Linked DNA regions of Mus musculus: region 1 is linked to region 2. A link is a loop called in an ENCODE intact Hi-C map of the cell type or tissue named here. Cell type or tissue: left cerebral cortex. All regions are shown on one strand. Each heading gives the region's core, and the rest is flanking DNA. Links, peaks and the distances in the headings are about the cores only.

Region 1 (8,261 bases), core at 1,486-6,485, 75 kb after region 2:
GAGATTATCACCACGGTCCAGATGAATGATTATGACTGATACAGGTTCTTCAGAACCGTGATGGAGGAGCCTCCCGCTCCCGGCACATGCAGGATAGCCCCGAGGAACAGTCCAGAACTCAGAAGCCTGCTAAAGGTGTCATCTCTTGGGGTCCCTCAGCCGAGTCCTCTGCCAGTCCTGGCCCTGGCAGGCTCCCAGTTCTCCAGGACAAGCCCTCTTCCCCTGCCCATCCCCTCTGGTGCTCACGGGGTAGTGCTGGTCTTGACCTTGGCAAGAACCTTCTTCTCCTTGACCCGGCGGTTCTGAAACCAGATGGTAATCTGGCGTTCAGAGAGGCTGGTGGCTGCCGAGATCTTGCGCCTCTTGTCCTTAGTGATAAACTTGTTGGCTGCATACTCCCGCTCCAACTCCCGCAACTGCCCCTTGCTATAGGGAATGCGTTTTTTGCGGCCTCGGCGGAAGGCACAGCCGTCGGGAGGAGGGTGCTGGACACTGGGCTCTGTGTGGTGGAAAAAGAGAGGGAAGAAAAGGCATCTTAGTCCCCTCTCTAGCGCAAGATCAAGCGCAGACCCAGGCCCTGCACGCCTCAGGGCTACGTCATCCTGCAGGCGCTTCCTGATCATCCTATGTGTGGGCCCGGCTCCCTCAAAGCACACAGCCCTAGATTCTGCCTGATTCTCTGATAGCCACTCACTCAGCCTCTGCTCCTACTGGCCACCCCCACCATCACTGACCTCACACCAGGAGTCTGCAAACACACCCACCCTGTCAGGTTTTTGTCCACAATCACACAATCCACTTTCACATGCGTGTTCGGATTCAGCCACTCCTCCAAACTGGCAAATTATGTACATGAGAAAACAGGGTTCTGTTCCCTACCCAACACACACATACACACACAAACACCATGCACACACACTTACACGCACACTCACGAACACACCCTTCAATACACCCTCAGTCAAAGAAAACCTAAATTTTCCTTTCGAAATTGACCTAAAAAAAGGAAAGGGTTATATTCTCGAGGAAACACCCAATATCTCCGATCCCACCTCTCAATGCCACTCTCGAGACCACTGGATTATGTCATTTGGCCTTTGGGCAGAATTAGTCTGGGATTGTGCTGGGTAGGGACTCTTTGCCCCCAATCAACAGCAGAGATCCAAGGTTCTCCCGACATATTCAAAGACTGGTCCTAGAGCCTCCTGGAGAAGTCAGGAAGGCTAGCACCCTGCTGAGGCCCCTTATTCTGACCCTCTGAGGCCCTCTTGTTGCCTGGACCCTCCCTCACAGTCCTAGTAAATAACCCAGGAACCCTAGGCCCCTCCTCATCAGCCCGAAGTTTCCCTTCCTCTCCTCTTCCTCCTTCCCAGCAAGTGCCAGCGTAGCCCATGCTGAGCCAAGGGGAGCCAGAGTAGAACTTACCTGCAAACGCTGCTTTCCAGAATGGACCTGGTGGGTTCTGTTCACCTTGGCAACACATCTGGCTGTTCCAGCCACCGGCCAGGGCCCAGGGCTGGTAACTGTCCACGGGAAGCAGAGAATCGTGGCGAGGCTCTCCGGGGGCTCCCAGGGTCTGCACCACAGACACATCCAGGTAACTGGCCATAGGCTGGTATGGTCCCGGGTAGCCCGGATAGAAGGCAAACTCGGTGGGACGGCTGGGATACTCCTCCCCAGGTGCAGGAGTTTCCGAAGGGTAGGTAGCCAGGGCGGCCGTCTGGGCACAGGGTTTCAGGGAGCTCCTGGATACTCGGCAAGAGTAGTACCCGCCTCCAAAGTAGCCATAAGGCACAGGAGCTGGAGATGCCCCCTGAGGCACCCCAGGACAAGGGTGGCACTGCTTTGGTGGCTCTGCAGAGCCTGGCAGATCCAGGGGGGCATAGTTGACAGTTGGCATCAGCGTTGGAGCCGCGGGATGGCTAGCCAGTGGGGAGGAGTGGGAGACTAGATTCCGACCCCCTCCAGCTCCCAGCAAGCCTTCGATATCCTTGGCCCCGTCCAAGGTGGCATAATTGCCGGGCTCCATGGAGCCAATGATCGGCTCATGGGGAGCCGAGGGTGAGGGTTCTAGGGGGCAGCAAGCTGTCTCTCCCCACCCAGGCCCAGGGAATCCTAAGCGTTTTAAATCGCTCCCAGCTCGAACGGCGCCTGCATTCGCCTGGCTGGGCCGTCTTGACGCAAGAGACGCAAGAGCCCGGGCATGAGCGCTGATTGGCTGTGGCCTGGGGGAGAGAGGCTCATAAAATCCTCCCGCAGAAATTGCAGGGGGAGAAGGGACGGGGAGCCCGGCTCCGCCTCCTCTCTTCCCTTCTCTTCCTCTCCGCCTGTCTCTTTTTCTTTTTGTATGTGTGTCTCTGTCTTTATCTGTATGTGTTCTGTGTCTCTGTCTCTATATGTGTCTCTGCTTCTGCCTGCTGTCTCGGGTCTCTGCCTGCGCTCTCTCTCTCTCTCTCTCTCTCTCTCTCTCTTCCTGGCTCCCAGTCTTCTGCGCTTTGGCAGGTTTAACGAGAGAATAAAAAGCTCTCCCAATAAAGTGTCCATCTCCTGGGGATGAGGGGAGTCGGGGGAAGGGCTGGGAGGCCACTTCGGGCTGCCTCAAAGGAGAACCCGGGAATGCTTCTGAGATGGGAATGAGAACTGTAGGCGTCAGGGAGCTCTGTGCTTGGAGGCTGGGTACTAGCCACCGTAGCTCATTGTAGATATCCTTTCTGTCCCTAATACACTGCGCCCAGGCAAGTGCCTTCCAGGTCTGTCCCCCAAGGACCCTGCCTAGTCACAACACTGAAAGCCCGGAGGCCCCAATGGGGATGAGGCGGAGCCAAGGGGCGGGGGACACGAAGGAACGTTGAAAACGTGCAGTGCTTGGCTCAGGGAACGCAGTGTCCGGATCTGAAGGGGAAATAGAGCCAATGTCTGGGAAGGGGGTCTGGATTTCCGTTTAAGGGTGGAGAAAGAGACCAAGAGACACAGGCGTACAGGGGCTTTACTTGAAGGAATAGACTCGGTGTGGAAAAGGAAGGCTGGCGGGGGGGGGGGGGGTAGGCAGAGAGGGAGGAGAAAGGAAGAGAGGAAAAAAGGGAGAGGGAGAGAGGGAGAGGTTGAAACATCACAAATGGGAAGGGGGGGTCAAGATTGTATCCCTTTTTCTGGAATCTGCAGTCTGGGGGAGCCAAGGCTGGTTTCGTGGCCATCCCCACCTGTGGGGATCCTGGGTCCCAAGATTGCAGGAGCTTGGTCTGTGTGGGGGCCTTTCTGCTCTTTGGTGCCGCTCTCTAGGCCGGAAAGTCCAGGAACCGAACCCTGGCCCCAGCACACTTCCACAGGACTGAGGGACTAGAAAGCTCAGGACCCCCTAGCTGCCTCTTTAAATTTCCTTGGAAGTTAAAGAGGAGGAGAGAGAGAGTGAACTACCCCAACTGCTAGAATTGTCCGAGGCCCTCTGTTGGGGCCTATTGTGCTGTAGATTCAAATGGCTTGTTTCACAAATCTGCCCTTAAAGTTGGTTTGTTTTTTGTTTTTTGTTTCTTTCCTGTATCACTTTCACATGAAATCCCTTTGTGTCTTCTAGTTTTCTCTCAGGTTTCCCCTCACCCCGGCAGAAAATTTGAACTTTTCTATTCTACATCAAGAGTTTGTTTGTAATAAAGAATCGAACCCCTTGAGCTGAGTCCGGCTCAGCCAAAGCCTAAACTTGAACTTGAGTCACTTTGTGGGAAAGGGCCTATGAAAGCCAGAATGGAGGCCTGTAGTATACTGTGTATCACTCCCAACAGACATTGTTAATAACTGACATGAAGCACAAACATCCCCTCTGATTTTTATCACATTTGAAAACATAGAGAAAGGAAAAAAGAGGAAGGTGTCTGTTCACTGCTTCCCAAAGCCCAATCCAGGTTGTTGTTCACCCAATCATGAAGGGCAGAAACACCAGGATTTCCCCCCTAAAGATTTCGAACTTCCCAGTTCTTAGGTTTCTGTAGACACAGATGCCTGTATGCTGGGATGTAGAGATACAGTGGCATTCACCTTTGATTCCAGCACCAGGGAGGCAGAGGCAGGCCTTTTCAGACCTAGCTTGCTCTACAGACAGAGTTTCAGGACAGCCAGGGCTGCACAGAGAAACCCTGTCTTTGGTGGGGAGGAAAGATGTGTGTAAGTTTATTAATGCTGATACAGCATGAGTGGCCTTTACTTTTTTAAAAAAAAAATCAAAATCATTTGACAAAACAACACTTCTGGGTATAAGGGAAATTTTTACATCCATCGTGGGGTATGTTCTAACACTTTCTTTTTTAGATTACTGAAACTGCATAGATATCCAGAAGATTTGCATGGCCCCTGGGATATATGACATGCAAATTCTCACAGCATTTTATGCCACACACTGGCCTCAAGCTCCCTTTGTAGCTGAAGGTATCTCTGAAATTCTGATCTTCCTGCATCTCCCTCCCAAGAGCTGCTGGCATGATAGAAACAACTTAGTCTTTTCTTTCTCTCTTTCCTCTCAGAACTCAGAATTGAACCCAGAGCATCACACGTGCTAGATAAATATTCTACCAATGAACCATGTCCCCGCTGGTTCCCACTTTTAGAAAGGAAGAAAAAAAAAGAGTAATTGTGGTGTCATGCACTAGGTTTGCCGAAGCACTAGCCATAGATATTCAAAACTGGAAGCAAGTCAGATTCTAGCGAGAGTGGGATAGGCAAAGGAAATCAGGCTGGAATGAAACATGGGGATTAAAACCCAGCAAATGACACTGGTGAAAGAAGCCAGATATAAAAGACTACGTCTTTATGATTTCCATGTCTATATAGTTCAAGAGCTTTGGGTATTCTATCCCAGGGAACAGGTCTAGGTATTAGGTTTATTAGCATTTGAACTAGGCTCCTGTTACCTTTGCATGTTCATATATGCGAGTTCCTCTGTTGTGTGACTTGCCCCATATCTCAACGGGATTCAAAATAGAAACGAGCCAAAAAAAAAAAAAAAAGAGAGAGAGAGAGGTAATAAAGAGACTTTCTAAGGCCCTAGAAATGTTATCTCCACGTGGACGCTGGTTATGTGGGGGTATTCAATTTGTTAAGACCCCGTATGCCTAGGATTCCTGCTTTGCTCCCACCCCAACCAGTTGTATCCCAACTTAGGAAGAACAATAATTAAACAACAATAATTTCTAGCAGTGTGTGAGGCCCTGGGTTCTATTTATAATGTACTGAGAGGGGAAAAAAAAAAAAACCACAGCAGCAATGGCTACAACTGAGCTTTTTGGAGGTAAAATGCTTATATAAACATGCACAGGAGGAAGGCTGCAGAGACTCCTTACAGAATGGGGACTGACCAGCTTAAACTTTGACACTCTTAGCTGTGCTAGAAAACTCCCTCTGGATCAGACATGTTTCAACATAAATAGTAGGAAGAATTTGGTTTTGTTCCCTCAGAAATTTATTCGGCGTGTATTTTATCCCAGGTAACAGGTCTAGGTATTACAGTTATTAGCATTCCAGCTAGGCTCCTGTTATCTTTGCATGTTCATATATGTGAGAGTGCTTCTGTTGTGTGACTTGCCCCATATCTCAACGGGATTCGAAAACAGGACTTGGCCTCCTTCTCTCTAAAAATGGTGCTAATAATTCTTACCTTACAGGAATGAGATTTTGCATATGAAAGCATTTTGCAAACTGGACAAATGCGACTTCAATTTGCGCTCCCGTGTGTGTACGTGAATAATGAAATGATTTGCTTTTATTTAAAAGGAAGAACTGCCCTAGAACATTTAGATCACTTCTTCCTAGCGTAGGAACCGGGGGTCCCACACAGAAACTGAGATTCCGCCCCTGGGACTCTGCAGGAGTTCAGCTCCCAAACCCCTTCCCAACCCGTGGTCCTCTGGTCTCCCCAATAGCGTCCCCAGTCCTTTCTCCAGCTTCACAGAATTCTTTGTGTCCCGCTGGGAACCTCGTGTTAGACCCACCGGGAGGAGTCTGTAGCCTTAGAGCCCCCTTTACTGACCCAGCCAAATGCACTGAAAGCCTCAGCAGGCTCCTTTACATACCCGCCAGACACTTCCAGGAAGGTCAAGGCCAAGTTGAAAGTTAAGAGTCTGTTTACCTCCCAGGATCCCATTCAGCGCAGCCCCGCAGACCGCCTATGACCTTTACAGCCTTGCCTTTGAGCGAGGCCGACCCGCCCCCAGGGGTTCCGGCCACGGGGACTTGACACCTCGTTGTCAGCTCCCGCCCCAACTCGGGCTCAGGAGGGAGGGAGCAAGACGAGCCCACCCGCTCCACTTAGGGGCATTGGTTAAATTTTGCTTTATTTTATTGTAAAGTGAGAGCTCGCTGCCTTCTTTATCCTGAGTGTATGGCGTGGCAATGATGGCGGCCCTCAGGTCGTTGGATGATTTATTCGCAGTGGGGCTGGGGAACACTTCCTTCTCCGAAAAGACCGAGATTTGCGGGATCCACAGGACTGCATGCGCCCGGCTGAACATTGTGTGGTCTCTCCACTTCTCCTGGCTTCCTGAGAATGACCTGGTCTTAGTCTTGGTCTTGTTCTGCTCCTTCCTCTTTTCTCCAGACAATGTTTTCCCTGTCTTTATTCTTTTGTGAGTTTTTCTGCCCCTTTTGTGTTTGAGATTCTTTTTCTGTCTTTCCTTCGATTTTAGATATCTTGATTGCATATCCTTTTTTCTCCGTTTCTTTCTTTCTCTCTTTATTGCTTGCATTCTAGTGTCTGCGTCTTTGAATCTATTCTTTTTGGTTTTTGTTTCCCTTCTTATTTGACATTTGCTCTGTTATTTCTTTTGTTCTTTTCACTGTCGTTTTGTATTTCTCTCTCTTCTTTCTTCTGTTTCATGTTACTTTCTTTCTCCCAAAGAACACACACATTTTTCCTCTTCTGCCCTCTTGCCCAGTTTCTCATTATTCTTTGCTGAAGTCTGGAAAGGCCTGCTGCACTGTGGTGACTGCAGCCTGTGACTGGAAAAGGGATGTCAGCCCGGGGCAGAAAAGACCTGGTTTACAGGCCTGGGAGGCCCTATGTGGGGCTAGAACATCTCTCCCAAGGCTGTCTTAAAATGAAGTCTATTCTTTAAGCCTTAGAGGAAAATCTTTTTAGATAAGCTGACATTGAGATCCAAGAGCCAGTGGGATGGAGGCATGCCAGTGGGATGGAGGCATGGCAGGCTTAGTCAGAGGGACTCCTTAGCTCTCTAATCTGAGCAGCCCTGCAACATCCTCTTGGGGCAAGATGAAAAAGATTCTAGAGGCGAGGCTAGTTGCTGCATGCTCTCTCTGAGGGCTCTAGAACCTGGAGAGCTTTGTCAAGCCAGTGAATCTGTGAGTAGAGTCAAAAGCAGAGAGAAGAGAATGGCTTTGAAAAAAACAAAGAGCAGTGACCAAATACCTCTGCTCCTGGACTGTGAGCAACCACACCAGCTATATAGCCTGAATAGAAGACTGGCTGTTGTATCCCACCCCACCCACCAAACCCTGGTCCCCAACTCCCTCTTCCAACCCCTAGCTTTGCAAGGGTCAGAGCTTAGATACCCAACCCTGGCATTCAGCTCAGATCTGACTCAAAAACCATTAGCAATTCTGAGCCTAGTCCCGCCAAACATTACAAATATTACAGGTCCCTGCTCTAGAGGCCAGCATGTTAGAACGTTGGGCAAGCCTCACACCCATCCCCCAGACTCCTGGCCCAGTTTTCCTATGTGCACTGTGGGAAAGGGAATGGGTGGCATGTTTCTGCTTCCCTGTGAGTTCCCAGCAGGCCTAACACGGGGCAAAGGGACACCAGGGGAAGCCTCTAGGGAAAAAGGTTGTGTTGGAGGAAGCCCATGGAAGGGGAAGAAAGAGGTCATGAGACCACCACCGCTACTAATTTGTATCTATTTGTATCTATGTTTGGACCAAAGGAGCCAAGTTCTGCGGTGAAACCTTGATGGAGCAAGTCATCTGGGATCTTGCATCCAGATTGCAAATGCCTCAGGACTCCATGAAAGGGTTCCAAATGGACGTTGGACATTCATCTCCCGAAGCTTCACTCTAGTTCCCTGAGAAGTTCTCCAGAGCTTCAACCCAGACACACCAGAACCTGGAGAAGCAGGGCAAGACCTTTAAATGAGGGGGGCCTCAATCAGTATCCTTGAGGTTTGTAGCAACCTCTAGGAGCCTGAGCTTCTGTTTCAACTCTTGGGGTCTCTGCCAGGACTCTGGAATGCGGCCTCTTTTAAAAAGGATGTGCCTACAAATTC
Region 2 (8,261 bases), core at 1,023-6,022:
GGGCTCCGGCGGCCACGTAACCTCAGCCTGAGCTGCCGGGCCGCCCGGGCCCCTCCCGCTTTTACAGGAAGGGGGGTTCTCAACATGGGGCGATGGGGGCGGAGGAGAGGCGGAGGCAAGCAGCGGGCTGCCTCAGGAGGGACGCAGGCTGAGGAGCCCTCTCCCCAGGCAGATTGGGGGGGGGGGGAGGACCAGCATACAGGGAGGGAGAGCGCCCCAGCCTCAGAGCTGCGGGAGAGGCCCGACAGGGTAATTAAAGAGGAGGTAGTCTTGTCGCCCCCCCCCAACACCTCCACCTCCACCCCGCGGGCCCTCATTTCCTGTCCTCTGTCCCCTTGACAGAGATGTTTATTAAACAACAGCAGTACAGCGACCCACAGGAGATGAAGTAAAAGGATGAGAAAGAAGTTGGGGCTTTTATAGGACAGTTATCCTCTTTGGAGGGGGTTCAGGGCACAATTTGGGGAGATTTACGTGACTAGGCTCTTCCCTTGATCCTTTAGCAGCTGAGAGAGGCGAAAGGGGACTAGTGTCCAAAGAATCATTATCTGTCTTGAAATTATAGCCTGCCTAAGGCCAAAGAGACACACCAGGCCCTGGAACTAGAGTTTCGGGAGACTAACCAGTCTTGTTTAACTCCTTAAAATTTTTCTTGGGCCTTTGTGAAAGGCTGGGTCCATGGTCATTTCTTGTCCTTCATCCAGGAATCTCTGAGACCCTTAAAAATGTCCAGATGAGAGGGCTAATGTGGGAAATGATTAAAGGAGAAGGGGAAGAAGACTCCCCAAACGGCACAGTAAGGAACACCGGGTTACCTTCCTTTCCATCCAAAAAGGGAAAGAGGCCAGCTAAATTCTCAGCACTCTAGCGCTTTTCACCCGGAATTGCCGCTCTGGAAAAGGTCCAAATACTGACATAGGACGGTAGCAAGTACAGAGGAGTCCCCGGCATCAGTCCGTTTCCCCCACCCGCCGCCTTCTCGCCTACAATCCTCTCGTGGAGATTACAAATAGTGCATTTTATTAGCAGCTAATCTGCGGCCCTGCGCAGGGACTCCCCCGAGGCCACGGGCTGGTTTCCTGGCGGCTCTCCCAGCTCTTGCCTCTACAGCTTCTGCCTGGGTGCAGGCGCCTCCCCCGGTGTGGTGCTCTGGGAGGCCGGGCCCCTAGACAGGCTTGGTTTCCTCGGGTTAGGTTTAAAGACAGATTTCTTGGCTATTCTCTGAGTCTGGACCGTTATTAGGCAGACTGCTCCGGGGGCCATGACTCCCTCCTTAGCCTCCCCTTCTTTTAGAAAAAGTGGAACCGTTCTAACTTGGGGGTCAATATGTTTTTAGCCAGTACCCCTACTGCCCAGTGGAAGGCTGCGGATCACCTCCGAGAGCACACACACAGTCCCGCCCGCTTGTCTTTCTAAATGAAGCCATCTCGTGTCATTACGTGTGAAATACGAGGGCGAAGCGCCATATTTCTTCACATTATGGCGATTTCAAAATGATTTTTTAAAGATCAATGCGGGCGCCCAGCCGGCCCCTTCAATTCCACCCACGCTCTTGGAGAGCGACAGCCCAGCAGATCCGGAACCAAACAGCGTGAAGATCTATTTTTTTCCCTGTAGTATCCAAATGGGGAAACAAAAATCCGATGCAAATTCTTCTAAGTAGCGGTTGGACGCTTGGAAAAGTCAAGAGAGCTTCCCGGATCTGCCAGCAAGAAGCTGGGCCTGGAGCGAATGAATCATAGTTAGGGCAGAGCACCTGTTCCTGCTTTGCTAGTCCTATGAAATCTGCCATCAGTTTTACCTGTAATAAATATAGTCTTCAGGCCAAAAAAAAAAAAATCCCCTCCCCAGCCATAAATAACAGCGTTATGAAGCATGTCGAGGTGGGTATATGATTTTCTGTAGTATATAAATTAGGGCCCAAAAGGACATGTGAACTCTGGGCCGGGGCTCTTTTATTTATGGAAACGTGATGGAGCAAGGCTGTTTTTAAGACCCAAGCTGTATAGGCGCTGGGCTCTGCCCGCTGCCCTCCTGGTTCCCATTCCTCTCCCGGGCTTTGCTGCAGATTCTTCACTGGTTTAGTTTAGAGAAAGGATCAGAGGAAGAACCTTTGGGCTCCTGGCTTGTGCCCTGTAAGAGGGAGATAATCCGTTTAAATTCATATTTGTGGGTTATAGCTGCCCAGGGAGCCGTTCTTAATCCCTCCTGGAATCACTGATGGGTGAAGAGGAGACCCAGGCCTCTTTTCTAAGTAAGAAGTAGTTTTTCTAAGTAAGAAGATGCTGGGGATTGCGGGGGGGGGGGGCACACAAAGTGGAAGAGACAGATTTGGGAAGCTTGTCTTCTCTGGAGAGGTGATTACAGAAGAGAATGAACTTTCCCCCTCATCCCTGGGGTGTATACCCCATCTCACCCCCTCCAGGGGAAGACAGCAGCAGCAGCAGCAGCAGCAGCAGCAAGGAGTCTCACCCTTGCTGCAAGCTTTCCAGAAGGGATTGCTGCCTCAAACTTGAGCTCAGCTTCAACAGAGGCAAAGGACAAAATGGTCACCAGGGTGGGTGGCCCCTTGCTGAAATGCTTGGTGATCCCTGGAACCCCTCAAATCTTTTTCCCTTCCTAGGCAATGGTACCCACCATGCCAGAACACACAGAATTGTGGCCCCTAGGACCTACAGATACTTAACAAAAGTCACATTACAGTGGGGTCACTCTGTCCAGAGAGCAAAGCTCTCTGCAAGCCACCTCCAGTCCTAGAGAGAAAGGAAACCCCACATCCCCTAAAGCCCCTTGTCATGTCTTACACTGGAGCTTTGGCTGAACACAGCTGGGGCTAGTGGCATGTAGCATGAAAACAAACAAACAAACAAACAAAAACAGGAAGGCAAAACCTCTGGACCACACTGGGGCCCAGGGCAGCCAAGAAGAGAGGCTGCTGCTGACCACAACCAGCCGGGGTAAGTGCCTGCATTTTGGGAGAGTCTTTGGTGGGAGGTGGGGTGAGGGTGTCTCTGTCAGTAAGAAGAGAAAATCTAGAGATTGAAATGGGAGTACAAGGGGGGGGGAAGAAAACTGTGAGAAAAGAGAAAATAGTTTGTTTTTAGGTGATAAGCTACAGCTGATATTGATGCCTTCTGGGTTTAAGCAGATGTATTTGACTTGCGTGTCTGTTTCAAACTAATATTTCTGTAAGGGAGTCTAGAGGTCAAATATGCTCTATTATATACCTTTATAGGATATACAATTATCTTTCCAACTGTAATACTAAATGTGTCGGGGCATAGGCATTTAAGATCTAATTGTTCATATGTGGTTATGTGAATAATGAATGCTAACAGTGATTATGTCTTGTTTTTTTAAATATAACCCCAAAGCTGGTGTGCATATATTTTTTAAAAAAACAATACACCTATAGGGAAGACAAAAACCTGGATATTAATGTCTAAATTTTGGCTATACAAAAGCTGATGTGAATCTTGCCTCCTAACTTAGTATCCAAGCAAAATTCATACTACATCTTCAAACAAATGTGTGTGACTTAAAGCTGGATTCAATTACAGTGTCCTGCTGGAACATTTTAATGGAAGATGAAACAAATACCTCCAACTGACCCAGAAAAGGTCATGAAATTTGGTGACTTTTGTTATCCAGCCATGAAATCTTTTTACTTTTTACTTCGTATCTTCCCCCAGCCGGCAGAGACAGCATGCACTATGTGACACTTATTTCATGGTATTGAAGGGGATAAGGGTGGAGATATTATTATTTGTATCTTGTACAAGTGTGAAGGGAAAGGAGCCAACTGAGTGTGTCAGTCCTCAGGTGACTGTGAAGGTTATAGCACTGTGAAGGACAAAACACTGCTGCATACAACAACCTTGTTAAAGTCCCCAGGCACTGGAGACATTTCTTCTGAGCCCCAGGTTAGACTCCAGACCTACTCTGGGATACAGTGAGGTTTGAAGATACATGTTCCATTAGACATTGGAGGCGAAAAATAAGATCCCAGAACCCACGCCCTTTGTCCAAAATAATTTCCAAACAGGTATCAAGTTCTGTACACAGGGACTCAAACCTGGGAGCTTCCACAACCCCAAGGAAGGGTCTTAATTGAAAAATAACGAAATCTTCTGTCATCCGGCATAGGATGTCAGAGGTCAGTGGCCCCATTGGACCTGAGGAATCTTCTTACCAACTCTCAGCCATCACAGATATCCAAGACAGTGGGAGGTGACTGAGTCCTTTGGGAGGAGGCATCAAGGAGACCAAACGGAGTGGGCAGTGGGCGGCAGGCAGAGCGGAAAGGGTTCTGAGCAGGTAGAAAGCTATTACATAATTGCTTCCATAAAACCTTTGGCTGTTGTAAAACTCTCTGCTTTCCAAAGACTTTATTTCCTCCTTTCTCTCTTAAATCCCCCCTTTTTCTTTTTTTTTTTCTTTTTTCTTTCTTTCTTTTTTATTTTTTTACAGCACTTTTCCTGGGAGGAGGTGGCCAGGGTGGGTGGGGAACCAAGGGAGGGAAGGTGGCCAGGCTTCTGTTGCCTGTTTGGGTTTCTAAGTAGTCCTCAAAGAAGCAAGGTAAGGCAGCAGGAACATCCCAGACCCCCTTAGCCCACAGAGGAAGATACGCAGATGTCATAGGACATTGTCTAAGGTCCTTTTTTTTTCTTTTTTCTTTTTTTTTTAATCAGAGCAGTGAGTTGTAGAAAGACTGCTCTGCACTGGGAGTGGGTCTCTCTGTGCTTTCTGCCATTGCAGAGGCCTCTTGTTCAATGCCCCCTCCCAACCCACCGATCCCCACTCCCCCAACCCCCCCCACCCCGAATCTAAATCAGCCTGGCGCCGAGTCCCATCCGGTCAGGGCCTCTTTCATGGGCCCCTTGCACATTTCCTCTGCCTCAAGCAGGGAACGGGTTTAGGAACAAAAGTTAGCCTATTCGTTGGCAAGTCCTTCTTCCCACCAGCACTCCAAAGAACTTCTTTCCTGGGCACAGAGCCAGCAGCAGCCTTGAAGGGCTAGGGTCAGAGAGGACAAACTGCCTTACCCTGTCCGGACTCTAATCCCGCCATTACAGCAGGCTGTACATACTGAGTAACCTAGCAGTTTAGATTCCCCTGCTGGTTAGGCCCTTCTCCCAGAGGCTGGAGGTCCTCAGGCTTTGTGTGAACCCACAGGCCAGCTCAGCTAGTGGGTAAAGAGCCAACTAGAATTTAGGAAAGGAAGGACTCCTCATACCCCCCCCCCTCTCTCTCACACACACACACACACACACACACACACAGGAAGCCCTGTCCCACTAGGGGGCCCTAGAAGGAACCCTGACAACCTGAAGGCTGAGACTGCAAAGGGTCTTGATTTTTCTCTTTGGGATTGGGACCTACTGGCTCCTTAGAGGAGCTTCAAACTTTGGCTGAGGTATAGCTCCCCCACCCCCCATCCAAAGATTACAAAGACTCAGAGGACAACCCCCCACCCCCCCACCCCACCCCCGTAGCCCTGTTGGAAACCAATTCTGTGCAGAGACCTTTCAGGGAAGATCTGGCTGCAGACAGGAGCCTACAACCCAAAGGCTTGAAGCCCTGACTGTTATCCTTGACTTTGCAGCAAAAGAGCTTAACCCCTACATTGCCTTTGAGAGATAACAATATTCACATTTTATCCCTCTCCTCTCCCTCTCCCTCTCCCTCTCCCTCTCCCTCTCCCTCTCCCTCTCCCTCTCCCTCTCCCTCTCTCTGTCTACCTACCCATCTATCTCTAAAAGGTGAAGAGACATCCTCAGAATTCCCCAGGTTTCTTCTTGAGGGAACATCTTTGCTATTCTCAGTTGAGGACCCTCAAGCCTGTTTTATTATTTTGCAGGGGGAACTGACACGCCAGTCCTGAGGAACCCTACCGAACTCCCCCAGCTAAGCAAGAAGCAGTAACTGCCATGAATCAGGTGGTTTGATGTCGTTGTGTTCAGAAAGCCAGGCCCAACAACATGAAACTACCTACTTCACTCAACAGTCCCGGCTCAAGCTGCCTGGCGGGTGAGGGCTCACTGGGGCACCCCCCCGTGAGCTAAAATGGCCACGCAATTTACTTCCTCTGCTTAACTTGTTTTCTTCCACTTTTTCCTAACAGAGGTCCGCTGCTAGTTAACCAGGAATTTGAAGTACTGGACCCAGAAATCCAGAACTGACTTCAAGAATCCTGACCAAGGCCCAGGTCTAAGCCCGGCCAGGGCCTTTGTGAGATACCTACTTGGCCTCTCAGCACAGACCGGAGTTGGAGGGCTCCCCAGATGAAAAGGATTCCTAACTTCAAACTGCTAGGGAGATTCGCACACACTCACCATCTGGCCAGGCCCTGGGCTCCAGGGTTACCCAGACTCCCAGGCAGCTCTCAGATATCCAACTCTAAGGCAACCCCAGCCTTGAGACAGGGGAGTAGACAGGAGAGTGGAGCCAAGTAGAACTGAGGAAAAAAAAATTGATGGAGAAAGTCAGGGTTAGAAGGCACCGTGAATTCTAGGGCACAAACAATAAGGCTGAAACAGTCACTCTGCTGGCATACGATAGGACTCTGGTTTCACAGCTGCTGGACAGCCCCAGGTAGGCCACTCTTTTCCACATTTACAAAGAAGTGGAGACGTTGAGGACCTGGCTGGGGAAAGGCAGAGAACAAGTTTGCTTCCTCTAGTCTGAGTACATCCTTGTCTCCCGCTCTCTTCCATCCCTACAAAGTCACTTCGCACATCCTCACAGGTTGTGGCTCAGTTGATGCCACAACTATCAGAGGCCTCTTAGACTTACCTGAGCCGGTGAGGGAGAGTCGATCGGAGCGGGCTCTCTCCCTCCCTGCTCCCGAAGGCAAGTGTCCGCTTGGCCACGTGTGTGTCCCTGGCGTGGAAACTCGGAGATAAGGAGGGAGTCTGCCTGGCTGCCGGCTTCTCTTTTAGGGACCGGAAATACAATAAAACTTCACCGTGCTGATGAACTTCAAACAGTTTATATCCCCTCTTGTCCTGAAAAGAAACACGACCGGGGCGGGTATAAGGAAAGGAAAACAATTTACTAGGCTAAAGGAGCTTGCAGACTCTGCCCGCGTGGAGAGAAGTCTCCCGGGCCTCTGTGCCTTTCTCTCTAGCTCCGTGGCCAGGACTGGAAGCCTGTGGACGCCTAACCTGGGCCCCTAGAACCCAGAGCCAAGCCAAGGACTCTGGATGCGGGGCTCCTAGCAACCTGCTAGGCAGAGCTGGGAGCCCTGCACTCCTCGCTACAAGCCCAGCTGATGTGCTATCTGCTTGTTGCGGGGGTTTAGGGTTTTCCGCTGCTTTCCGGCTTCCAGACCTTTGTCCTGCCCCACCCGTTTATTGCCAGGTACTTGTTAAAATAGGACAGGGGATAAGACTTGGAAAACTCTCAGGGCTTGAAGGAGGCTGAGCAGTGAACCGCTCCAGAGGTGAAACCCGCGGGGATCTCCTTGTCCCGCGTACAAAGCACAAATGACAGCACAATGACGTTCCTTGTCCCCGAGTCTCACTGCTTGCTTCTCTCCCTTTCTTTTACAAGCTTCAAAACCAAATCAAAGCAAGCAGTGGACCTCAAGTTGCCACTGCCTTCCGTCATGGGCAGTTTGCTCCCGCCCCCTCCACATTTTTCGTGGAATCCGGATTTGTTCTACCAGAGCACTGCAGCGCAAAACTAATAGGAAAAAAAAAATTTCTCTTTCTCCGGGGACTCCAGAGAACCAGGAGCCATGATAGTGGCTTCTGACCCTCTTTGTGTACTGGAAGTACATGATTGTGCGATTTGGGGGGACAGCAAAGGGATTCCCTTCACCCCAATTATTCATCACCAAGCACCAAAACTTCGAGTCTAAAATACACTCAAAAGGCTGAGATAATCTCAGGCTCAGCTGCAGACCCAGGAGGGGTCCCCTGTCCCGCAGACACACAGGTGCAGCAGCAGCCTAGCCAACTCATCCCTCCCTCCAGGAAGTGCTGCCAAGTCTCCCTCCTCTGGAGATTAAAAAAATACAGATAGATTTTTTTTAAAGGGGTCTCGGAAAATACCAAGGTGTCTCCTATTAAAAAAAAAAAAAAGCTGAATTGGCAGTCTCATTCTGCCAAAGATTGGCTAGGGGTGAGCAGTAGTGTTGTAGTCCACCCTGTGGGAGGACCTGGCACCAAGAGGGAAGAGCACCTGGGACAGAAAGTATCTTATACCTACAGAATATTTATTTCCCAAAATGACATGGGGGAGCCCCTGCAGCTCTG

What was found. Hi-C counts contacts between places; a loop is a spot of excess contacts. Peaks named below come from ENCODE experiments on the same cell type or tissue, not always from the same donor. Only the 100,000 strongest peaks of a DNase experiment are listed, where the experiment ranks them.
Region 1: a loop joins it to region 2, with 2.0 times the contacts of the local background. A loop is called at or near these places in 5 of 42 quality-filtered maps.

What each region holds. Positions count from the first base shown.
Region 1 is chr11:96,188,211-96,196,471 of GRCm38, reverse strand. Hoxb13 (homeobox B13) reads right to left here and starts at 2,156. Exons shown (of 2, transcript NM_008267.4): 1 at 1,426-2,156; 2 at 1-499. The coding sequence starts at 2,029. The coding sequence ends at 243. In left cerebral cortex, for the core only: no CTCF peak of the experiment used is centred there; no DNase peak of the experiment used is centred there.
Region 2 is chr11:96,262,920-96,271,180 of GRCm38, reverse strand. Gm51876 (a long non-coding RNA gene) reads left to right here and starts at 2,130. Exons shown (of 3, transcript XR_003949606.1): 1 at 2,130-2,957; 2 at 5,861-6,030; 3 at 6,125-6,340. It overlaps Mir196a-1 (microRNA 196a-1), which reads right to left and starts at 6,017; the gene lies at 5,916-6,017. Gm53 (predicted gene 53) reads right to left here. Exons shown (of 3, transcript NR_037977.1): 3 at 6,697-7,007. In left cerebral cortex, for the core only: no CTCF peak of the experiment used is centred there; no DNase peak of the experiment used is centred there.